Regions from separate parts of the Homo sapiens genome. Here region 2 is linked to region 1. A link is a contact called in ENCODE Hi-C or POLR2A ChIA-PET data. All regions are on one chromosome and are shown on one strand. Each heading gives the region's core, a stretch centred on a gene start or an enhancer-like site at or near the end of the contact. The rest is flanking DNA. Distances are from core to core; before and after follow the strand shown. Region 1 has its middle 100 kb from the start of ADAMTS15. Region 2 has its middle 34 kb from the start of LINC02551.

The links. A loop is a pair of places that touch in the nucleus more often than their neighbours do. ChIA-PET counts read pairs that join two places held with the same protein, here RNA polymerase II (POLR2A). Pooled maps may share reads with other maps.
Region 2: a loop to region 1 is called in a map of MCF 10A, with 17 times the contacts of the local background. The contact joins two enhancer-like sites. A Hi-C loop is called at or near these places in 1 of 168 maps with a recorded cell type or tissue (MCF 10A) and 1 of 50 pooled maps. POLR2A ChIA-PET finds 5 or more read pairs at or near these places in 1 of 52 experiments (activated naive CD4-positive, alpha-beta T cell).

What each region holds. Positions count from the first base shown.
Region 1 is chr11:130,545,649-130,551,029 of GRCh38, reverse strand. It overlaps the pseudogene BAK1P2. Among named protein-coding and RNA genes, the nearest start is that of ADAMTS15, 100 kb to the right of the region's middle. Within about 2 kb of position 2,434, at least 3 of the 41 ENCODE cell types and tissues checked have a DNase peak (open chromatin) inside an H3K27ac peak, as active enhancers do.
Region 2 is chr11:130,825,152-130,830,556 of GRCh38, reverse strand. No RefSeq gene overlaps it. Among named protein-coding and RNA genes, the nearest start is that of LINC02551, 34 kb to the left of the region's middle. RefSeq lists enhancers at 3,330-3,908, 3,909-4,488. Within about 2 kb of position 2,924, at least 8 of the 41 ENCODE cell types and tissues checked have a DNase peak (open chromatin) inside an H3K27ac peak, as active enhancers do.

The sequences.
Region 1 (5,381 bases), core at 1,185-3,684:
ACGTTTTCCATTGACTTGTCCCAGGCCACTCTCTCACCATAGCAACTCAAGTTTACCAGAAAGTAGGAAAGACTGCATTTGAGAGAGTTAAGGGAGTTTGATACAGTCCAGCTAACCACAAATGAAGAAGAAGAATGAGAAGGAGGAGGAGGAGGAGCAGAAGGAGCAGGAGGAGGAGGAGGAATAGGAGGAAGGGGAGGCCAGAGTGGGGTTGGGGAGACAGCCAAATATTTCCCTCCCTGCAAATATCCTTTGGGACATATCCTCTCTCTCTCTCTCCTTATACACCTCATTCTCTCTCCGCCACCCTATCTCTCCACCTCCCTAAAAACTTCTTTCCTATGCATCTTTTTCTCACCAACTTAAGAAAGTGAGAGAAGAGCAAGAGAACTAAGTCCACATAGGTCCTTTGCAAATATTTGGTGCTGTTCGCACCATGAAGTGAGGGGAGGGCCTTATCAGTCTTGTTGTTTCTTATGCCAAAGGGCAGCTGAATACAATTTTTTGAATAAGCGAATAAATGAAGGTCCTCCCTCCTTTTGCTGTGGACTGTGGATTTTAACAAGAAGTCCCTGTACAGAGGCAATAGGACACAGTGCAGCAGGTTGTAAACCTACTGGCCTGAGAACCTAAAGATCAGAGGTTCCGCTCAGCCTTGCCCCTACCATGGTATGTGGGCCCTGAGTTCCTCATGTAGCCTTTCTGAACTTTATTTGCTTCCCCTGAAAGCAAGGGCATTGAGCAAGAAATTATTTAAGGCCTCTTGAGGGCTCTAACCTTCTTTGAGTATTTCACCAATAAGCCTGCAAAGAAATAACCCTCCTCTCGTGGATGAATAGACTAGACTCAAGCTGCTGCTCTTTTCTAACTACAGGGATAGGCCAAGCTAGAATAAAAGGCAAAAAGTGTCCACTCTGTCTGTATATCTTGACCAAATTTGTATCTACTAAGGCGGGAAGGTGAAGGTAGAAACAGGGTTAACTCTCTGAATAATCCCAGCCTGACTTCCCCCAGGTATACAGGCTGCCCATACTAATTCAGTTCATGTCACCTTCTACTTTGCTCTTGCAGGCAAAACTCTGAACTCTCAAAGCCAAGAGAAGAAAGAGGGCACCCAGTCCAACCTCTACCTCTAGGAAAGTCCTCGCCCAAATTACCCCAGAGAGATTATTAGATCCTGCCCTTAAGCATTGTCAAAGAGCACTTGGCAGCTTCTCCAGGCATGTGCTGTACCATCTTCCGAAACTGAATTACACAGGGGTTCTCTATGTCATACACCAGGAAGCTACGCATGTAAGAAAGCCTGGGCTATACCTTCAGTGCTTTGAAAACTGACTCTGACTTGCAGAGAACACTGGGCTTTGGGCGCCTCCCTTGGGCAGTGGCAGCTTCTTGGATAGAGACCAGAACAGGAAATGAAAGATTTCCATTTATTTCAAGACCCTTCTTGGGCATCTTTTCCACTGCCATTTGTAGCTGAGCTGATTGAGAAATCAGGGTAGTCAAGTTACAGATGTAGCCACTGGCTGGGGATCAACCTAGACTCATGATCTTTTGGGGTCATGAGGTGAATGGAGAAGACTACTTTCCCTATACTTGGTCTATGTCCATGAACTCCAGACTTTAGGGGAATTGCTTTATATTAGCCAACTTAATGTCTAAAGTGCTAAATAAATAAACAGGTAATCTCTGGGGCCAAACTGCCAAAAGTAGCTCATACCTTCCTGCCTCCTAGAAGCCCTTTCAAAGAGGACATCAACAAACAGGTCGTTAGGAAAAAGCAAAATGTGGCTCACTTTGCAAATCTCACTTTTCCTTCAATGCTTCTTTGTCCCTATGGATTTCAACTCACTCCATTTGACATTCTCAGTTCCTTTGATAAGAAGTTCTTAGAAGCTTATGGCAACTCAGACCCGCTGAATCTGGAGGCAGGTCTGTAGGAATTCTGGTAATTAGTTAAACAACCTTGAACAAGTTGTTTCACTTCTCTGAGTCTCAGTTTCTCACTCAAAAATGGTGAATAATTTGTAAGACTTCGCTAATAATCTACGACTCTACAAGAGGCAATAGGGTACTGTGGACAGAGAGCAGGCTTTGGAAACACACAAGACTGGGTTTAGATTCCTGCACTCCACCCAGTGTGTGACTTGGCCAAGCTTCTTCACTTCTCTAAACCCCCATCTGTGTATCTGTACAGGAATGAATGAATGAGTATGTGCAGCCAAGCTATGCAAACTCCAGGTTAAAATATTGCCTTGGGTTTTTTAGTAAATTGTTCAAGCCCATGACATTCTAGCAGAAAAAGCCTAGTGTCTCTTTCTTAAGGTGATTGTGTCCATGTGTTTTCCAGGAACTCTAGGGTTTACTCAACCCAAATTCACCCTGCCCTTGACCAAATGGCTCACCAGCTTCACGGATGCTGCTCTGATGACACACCCTGCAGTCAGCATCTGCCCCTGCAGCTAGAATGGATTTCTGAGTGGGCATTAGCTGGGGGATACCACATGGGCACCAATGTCACAGATCTTCTGTCACAGTCCACCCCGAACCATTGCTTCTCAAATCATAATCCCTTAGCAGGACAGCTAGGTGCAGCACGCATGACACAAACACCAGCCCTTGCCTACAATCTCAGCCACTATCTTGAGTCTGAGCAACTAGTCTAGTGGCAGCCGCGCCCTTCCTTTTCAAGAGAGTTCTGGGATCAGATCCTTTCACAAACAGATCCCTCCCCACCTGCCTGTTGTCCAGGTCTGCACACTGAAAAGTAAGACAGCATTTGCTAAGCCATATTTCAAAAAGTTTGCTTATACCTTCATCTCAGGACAACAAGTGCCTGCTTAAGAGCCTTATGTTTGTGTAACTGGTATTTTTTTTTCCCCTGACCTTCCAAGGCCTAGTCTACTTTCTCCCTCCCTAGCTGAACAAAAGTGAAGTTGAAATAATTTGAACTACCCCTTTTAGTGGGCAGCCCATTTGATTTTTACCTTAGCCAGAGCCTTAATTTGTCCATGTGAGCATAGCAGTACCTTGCAGCACCTGAGGCACAATACATTGTTTAAAGAGTGACAGTGCGTCCCATTCCAATAAGAACCACACTCAGAGCAAAGGTTCCCTCGCCTGTGTGGAGAGTGACCCATGGTAGAAAATTTGCAGACTTCGTTACCTCTTCATCAGTTGAAAAATCTATTTATTCATTTATGCATTTAATTTTCCCTATCTAAGCCAGGGATAGTCAAACATTTTCTGTAAAGGGCCAAGTAGCATGATAAATATGTTAGGCTCTGCAGGCCACTTACAGTTTTGTCATGTATTCTTTTTTGCTCCCTGTTTGTATTATTTTGTTTACAATGCTTTAAAAATGTAAAAAAACAGATGATCACTGGAGTCTCACGGGTCCCTCGGGCCACACAGGGACAAGCAAAGGCTACATCCAGATACCAGAAATGCACTGACGCCCGTTCCTGGAAGCTGGGCTCCCACTCAGCCCCTGGGAGCAGCAGCCTCCAGCCCCTTGGGACCTTCAACTCCACCCTGCTGACCCACGCGGGTTGAGCCAGCATCCCTGGAGGCTGACACTGTCCTCCACTGAGACCTGAAAAATGGCATCGGGGCAAGGCCCAGGGCCTCCCAGGCAGGAGTGCGGAAAGCCTGCCCTGCCCTCTGCTTCTGAGGAGCAGGTAGCCCAGGACATGGAGGGGTTTTCCGCAGCTACGTTTTTTACCACCATCAGCAGGAACAGGAGGCTGAAGGGGCGGCCGCCCCTGCCGACCCAGAGATGGTCACCTTGCCCCTCCAACCTAGCAGCACCATGGGGCAGGTGGGACGGCAGCTCGCCATCACCAGGACGACATCAACCGGCACTATGACTTCGGAGTTCCAGACCATGCTGCAGCACCTGCAGCCCACGGCAGAGAACGCCTACGAGTACTTCACCAAGATCGCCTCCAGCCTGTTTGAGAGTGGCATCAACCGGGGCCGTGTGGTGGCTCTCCTGGGCTTCGGCTACCGTCTGGTCCTACATGTCTACCAGCACGGCTTGACTGGCTTCCTGGGCCTGGTGACCCGCTTCGTGGTCTTCATGCTGCAACAAGGCATCGCCCGGTGGATCTCGCAGAGGGGCGGCTGGGTGGCAGCCCTGGACTTGGGCAATAGTCCCATCCTGAACGTGCTGGTGGTTGTGGGTGTGGTTCTGCTGGGCCAGTTTGTGGTAAGAAGATTCTTCAAATCATGACTCCCAGGGGTGTCCTTTGGGGTCCCAGCTGTGACCCCTGCCTGGACTTAAGCCAAGTCTTTGCCTTCCCCACTCCCTTGCAGGGGTCACCCTTCAAAAGTACAGAAGCTCTAGCAAGTGTGCACCCCCGCTGCGGAGGGCCCCTGCGTGGGGGCCAGTCAGGCTGCGGAGGCACCTCAACATTGCACGGTGCTAGTGGGCCCTCTCTCTGGGCCCAGGGGCTGTGCCCTCCTCCCTTGGCTCTCTGGGACCTCCTTAGTCTTGTCTGCTAGGCGCTGCAGAGGCTGATAACTTGGGGAAGCAAGAGACTGGGAGCCACTCCTCCCCAGTAAGTGTTTAACGGTTTTAGCTTTTTATAATACCCTTGGGAGAGCCCATTCCCACCATTCTACCCAAGGCCGGGATGTCTGGGGTGTGGGGGTTGGTGGGTCTACACTACGTGCCCCAGGATTCAGCTATTCTGGAAGATCAGAGCCTAAGAGCTAGGACTTGATCCTGGTCCTGGCCGTCCCTAAGCATCATGTGTCCCAGGAGCAGGACTGACTGGGAGAGGGGGACCAAGGTCCTACCCAGCTCTCCCCGTGCCCCCATTCCTCCCTCCGGCCATACTGCCTTTGCAGTTGGACTCTCAGGGATTCTGGGCTTGGGGTGTGGGGCGGCGTGGAGTAACAGGCCAGAGCTGTCTGAACTTATGTGTCAGAAGCCTCCAAGCCTGCCTCCCAAGGTCCTCTCAGCTCTCTCCCTTCCTCTCTCCTTATAGATACTTGCTCCCAACCCATTCACTACAGGTGAAGGCCCTCACCCCCATCCCTGGGGGCCTTGGGTGAGTGATGCGCTAAGGCCCCTCCCCGCCCAGACTACAGGGCTTGGTTTAGGGCTTGGTTTGTTATTTCAGGGATAAGGAGTAGGGAGTTCATCTGGAAGGTTCTAAGTGGGAGAAGGACTATCAACACCACAGGAATCCCAGAGGTGGGATCCTCCCTCATGGCTCTGGCACAGTGTAATCCAGGGGTGGAGATAGGGAACTGTGAATACCTGAACTCTGTCCCCCGACCCTCCATGCTCCTCACCTTTCTGGGTCTCTCCTCAGTGTGGGGGTGAGAGTACCTTCTCTATCGGGCACAGCCTAGGGTGTTGGGGGTGAAGG
Region 2 (5,405 bases), core at 1,675-4,174, 280 kb before region 1:
AGGAGAACAATGGGCAAGGGTGCAAAAAAGGGGGCAGGATTCGGTGGTGGGCTTCTTGCCCAGCTTAATTGTTTTCATCCTCAAAATGATTCCTAACAGCTGGGCCAGGGATCATCCTGCTCAGATTCCACAGACTGCGGAGGGAAGCCAAGGGACTTGGCAGGCGAGTCCTGAGGCCGGTGCACAGGCGAGCTCAGTGCGGGAAAGGAAGGGGTGAGAGAGGCCCAGCCATTCTGCTCTGTTACAGCTTTTTTGGTGGGTGCTTTGAAGAGAGAGGGGTTGGCTACAGCCCAAGCTGAGTCCAGGCTTTCCTGCCAGGGTGTCCTCCCTTCCCTCCACATGACACCCAGGGTGGTCACCTTCAGGCCTTTCCCTGGACACCTGACCTGTGACATAGCTTCCAATTTCCTGTTGTCTTGTGCCAGCTTTCTCAGGTGGCCAGAGCAGAGGGCCAGCAAGGCCAAGGGCTAAATGCAAATCCCCAAGGAGATAAGTGAGCAGCATTCTGGTCTGTGGCCCCAGGTGGCTGCCCTGACCCTAACAAACCATGGGATGTATGTTGGCCTCTGGTCATGAGAGGAGCCAGCTGCAGCACGGGGCTGAACAGTGTAGCCTAGGTCTGTCCAGGCAGCTGTAGCTCCATCAACAGCAAAAAATTGCACATTTCAGCCCCTGAACTTAAACGTGTGTGGCGAACGTGGCGGCAGTGCTTGCCTGGCCCCAGCTTCCAGCCTCGAGGTGGAAGGGGTTTCAATACATGTACTAGTTTCTTCCAGGCTGTCTTGGTGACATGATTTAAATAATTATAAAACTCTCTAGCATATAAAATAGGTGACAAATACCAGAAATCAAGCACTGGAGATAAACAGCCTCAAACTAGGAATTTAGTCCTCCTGCAATATAATTCCATCTGAATTTTAGCCGTTCACTCAATCATTACCTGTTGTGTGCCTAATACTATTAGCAAGACACTGCTATAATTGCTTATCCTCTCATTTAATCCTTGTAACAGTCATGTAAGGCAAGTACTATTATTATCTCCATTTAACAAACGAGCCCACTGAGGCACAGAGAAGATAATTTAATTAACTCGCCCAAGTCACAAGGCTAAATCCTAGAGCAGGGCTTGGAACTCAGTGCTCTTGACCATCATCTGTATACTATGTGACAGTACTGTGCTGAGTTTTCTAAGGGAGTGAAAATACATTTACGAAGTGGTCATTGCCCTTGGGGAATGTACCATCCTCAAGACTTAAGAATGCTCTCCAGGCTGGCCTGCACAAATTTCCTGCCCAACCTGAAGCTTTGACCTCTGTATACCTTGGGTCTTTGGACTTCAGTGCTATGGCCTGGCCATCATCAGCCAGCCCCTCTCCTTTCCCTACCCATTAAACCCCAAAACCTACTGAAATCAACCTTATAAACCTCAACCTGTTCTTCCAGGCAGGTCACCCAGAGCTCCTTCCTACCTCGACCATTACCCTGAAGTAACGGAAAGGATTATACAGCCCTTGCCTAGCTTCATGATAAAGATCTTGTGCAGAGGCCAGAGGACACCGCTGAGTTGGGCCCACTGCCTGGGCTCAATCCCCGCAGCCAAATGTGAACCAGGTCAAATAGCAGAGAAATGAGACACACTGAACGCCGGAGCCCATTTGGCCTAGCCCAGCCAGCAAGGTCACCCTCAGCTGTCGGCTTGCAGACAGGTCACTTGGCATTTTAGTGACTACCCTCACCTGCAGATTTGGGAGATGGCACTTGGCATTTGGTCTAGAAACTGATTTCTCTGGACCCCAAGAGCTGGCACAAAGTTTTATAAATGAGCAAAAGTCAAAGAGAAGATTTCATTAGGAACTTAAATGTGGAGGTTCCAGTCAGGGTTGCAGCAAACAGGGCCTGAAAGCGCACCAACGTCAGAGTGATGAAGATACAAAAAGAAAGCCTAAGAGGGATAGGAACATTCTGGAGCTGGTGAGGGCTATCAGACACCATCGCAGAATGTTAGCCAGTGACTGGATCTCCTTCCCTGGGGAGCCGTTAAAACACAGGTGCGTTTTGAAGACAGGAGCTGGAGATGATCTGTCCATCCCACTGTTGACTTCTGGCTCTAGAGTCACCAAGAGTCTTTAGAGAGGGCCAGTGTCTTTGTTTGGTGCCTCTCCTTTGCCACAGCAACTGCTTGTCTCAGAGGTACTAGGGCATGGGGGCCTCTGAACAGCTTGTGACAGCACCTCGGCTCAGAGAGAAAGGGCTTCTTGTGGGGCATGATGTGGATGAGGATGGCAGGATAAATCAAAGGTGCCCCAAAGGACACCCCCTTTCCTGAAATCAGGCTTGGTTTTATAAACCTGTGAGGATTCCATTCTGTTCCAAGAGGGAAGCCAGGCGGGGCTGGCAGAAGCCCCCAGGGCGCCCAGAGCTGCAGCAGCCTCCAGCCTTGGGTTTCCAGAGTAGAGAGCAGGTAACATCCAGCCATTGTCCCCGCCTCCCTCCTTTGCAATGCCCCCATCCCTGACATCACAAGTGAAGGCCCAGGATCTGAGAGTTGCCTGGGTTATGGCAAGTTCCAGGAGGTGGCAGCCGTGTGTAGTCTGTGAGGAGGATCTGACTCACCCCCAGCGCCTCACCAAGGTCACTGTTGGTGACTGGGAGGTTTCCCACCCTGCCACCCCACCCCACCCCACGTCTGGCTGCTCAGGAGTCAGAGATAGCTTCATGGGCCATGGCTAACCCGAGACAGGCAGCACACCCACGTGTGCGGAGAGGGGCTCCAAGGCTGTGCTCTAGGGTGGCCATGAAGCTCAGCTGACTTCCAGAGAAACAGGCAGGAAGCAGGGGCTTGAGGGCACTGGGCCCGCTGTTGCCAGCTCTGCTGTCCCAGGCATCACAAGCCTTGCTCCAGAGAACCTCAAAGCGCAGCCCTACATGATCTAAGTAATTTTAGCTTCCCCCCACACACTCTTCCCAAAGGGCAGGGTTACATAGTTCTTGTTACACACACTCACTGACATTTAATTCCTGCCTCTTCAAACCAAGACAGGAAAATAGTTAAATAATCATCAGAGTACCTTCTAAGAATGAACAATAAACTGGAGATAACACTACGCACTTCTCAGGGGCTCAGAGCTGTGCAGTTTCCCAGTGTATAAGGCACTGGACCCCGTTTGCCCGGAGTTTCTAGGGTAAAATATTCATGTGAAAACGTGCCCAGGTCTGGCTTTTCAGAGGCAGCAAAGAAGGGAAGGGCCTTGGAAACATTTTTTCCCACACCACAAAAAATAATAATAATATGGGAAAGGAACACCCAAATTAAAAATAAGTGGTTTGTGGCTTTAAAAATAAAGTTTCTCGGTGTTTTACAGAATCATAAAGTATTAAAATTGGAAGGAGCATGGGATACCGTGCAGGCCCAGCTTCATACAGTGCAGCCACCTCTTCTGTGCCATCACTAACTAGCAGGTTGGTGCAGACACTGCTTGTCTGCCTCCAAGAACAGGGAGCTCATTACTATGTTTCATGTAATTTTTTCTTACAGTAAGCCCAAATTCCTTTTTCTATAACTTCCAGCAAGCATTGCAAACTGTGTCCTCTGGAGCCGCTGTACATACCTCCACCATGCCCCCTCTATGACCTCCTTCAGATCTTTGAAGATAGCTGTAGCATGCCCTGCAGTTCCAGCCTGCTTCTCTCCAGGCTACATTCATTGCTTTGTCAAACAACCTAATTCAGGAGGCCGTTGGCTGCCTGGGTCTTTTCCATGTTAGGCCAGGTTTGGCAGGGTGGCGGTTACTGCTGCTAGGCCTTCTCCAGCAGCATGCCTCCTCGCTTTCTGCTGTGCCCTGCAGGAGTTGTGCCTGTGGACAAGCAGCCTCTCCACGTGGCAGCTCTGGGGCTCAGCCTTCGTCAGACCACGGGCAGAGCTGGATTCTGAGAGTAGAACGACTCATGGGTGCTTCGACTGTCTCTCCTCACAGAGGCAAATGGGCTGATACCAAGTCGAAAGCTCCAAGAGAAGAAGAAACGTGCCTGTCTTGTACACTGCTGTGTCCCCAGTAACAGTCACAAAACAAATTCCCATGAGGACTTTCAGATGAATGAATAAAGGGATGAAGGAAAGCAAGCTGGGATCAAGTGGGGCGATACACACACACTTCTGTGGATTCAAAGTCTGTACCTCAAAGGCACAGGATCCCCTGCTTGCAGCCCAGGGCCTCTCCAACCCCGCCAAGCCCAGCTCCGAGGCTGAGTTCCACCACAGCTCTGCACGCCACCCCACTTCCATCCTCCGTTTCTCCTTTAAATGATCATTACCTCCTCCTCCTTGCACCCACGCCAATCTCTTCCCATTTCCTCTTCCTCCCCTTTCCATCTCTCCCAAGGAACTCCCTCATCTATAAAAGTTCCAGGATATTCTTCTGGGATGTAAATTTCAAAGAAAGCCAAGCAAGAAAAATAAAAACGTGGTAGAAGACCTCGTATTGCTTTCGGGGCCCTAGCTGATATCCTTTGGCCCTAGACTGATGGGGGGAGGACCCCCACAAGTGCTCATTGTTCCAGCTGCATGGACAGCAATCCCTGGGTCAGGGGTTTGGAGGGAGAGGCTGTCTGGGTTGCACCCATTTTTGCAGGGATCTTTAGTAATGAGGCCTGGCTCACAGCCTCCTGCCCTAGGCCCATATGTTGTTGAGCAGCAGACGATGCAATTGATCTGTAAGTGGATGTTTTAATTTTTTATTTTTCCCCTCCAGGGTAAAAAGCAAAAGGAACTCTGGCAACTGGTGATCTATAAACTTAGCAAGCCTCAGGACTTAGTCTATCTCACACATGGAAAATAACTCCTGAGCCCTCCCTCGCCACCCCCACCTCTGGAGATAAACTGTAATAAAATCTTAACTGGCTCCCCTGTTCTGACAGATAGCGGACGACTTGCTTTAAAAGACCTTCGTGTTCTGTTGCTGCCAAAGACATTTAAACTGCATTCAGGAGTGACTTCTCTGCCTAAAACACTGACCAAGCCTGAGGCAGATTTCCCTGGCCAAGGCTCCATGAGCCTTGGTGGGCAGGGCTGCTGAAGCTGGGTGCCAGGGCAGTGGGAGATGCCACACTCACCCTGGGCTTGCTGGGCAGGAACCATGGGTTGCCTTTGGGCTTCAGGTGTAGTGGCTGGACGGTGTCTGACAGCACGGCATGGTGGGCTGCGGGATGCAGATGGGATGGACACTTCCCATCCCCCAGGCAGCTCAAGAGAAAACTGCTCTGAATGGCTCTTATTTATAAGGAAAATGTGGCAGAGGCTCATTTACAGAAAGAGAGAGAGCTGGGGCCTGAACTACTCCGAAGCCCTTGGGGGAAGGGACTGGTGGGGGAGCGGGGAGGAATATTTAGTGACAGCTGAGTTCTCTTTT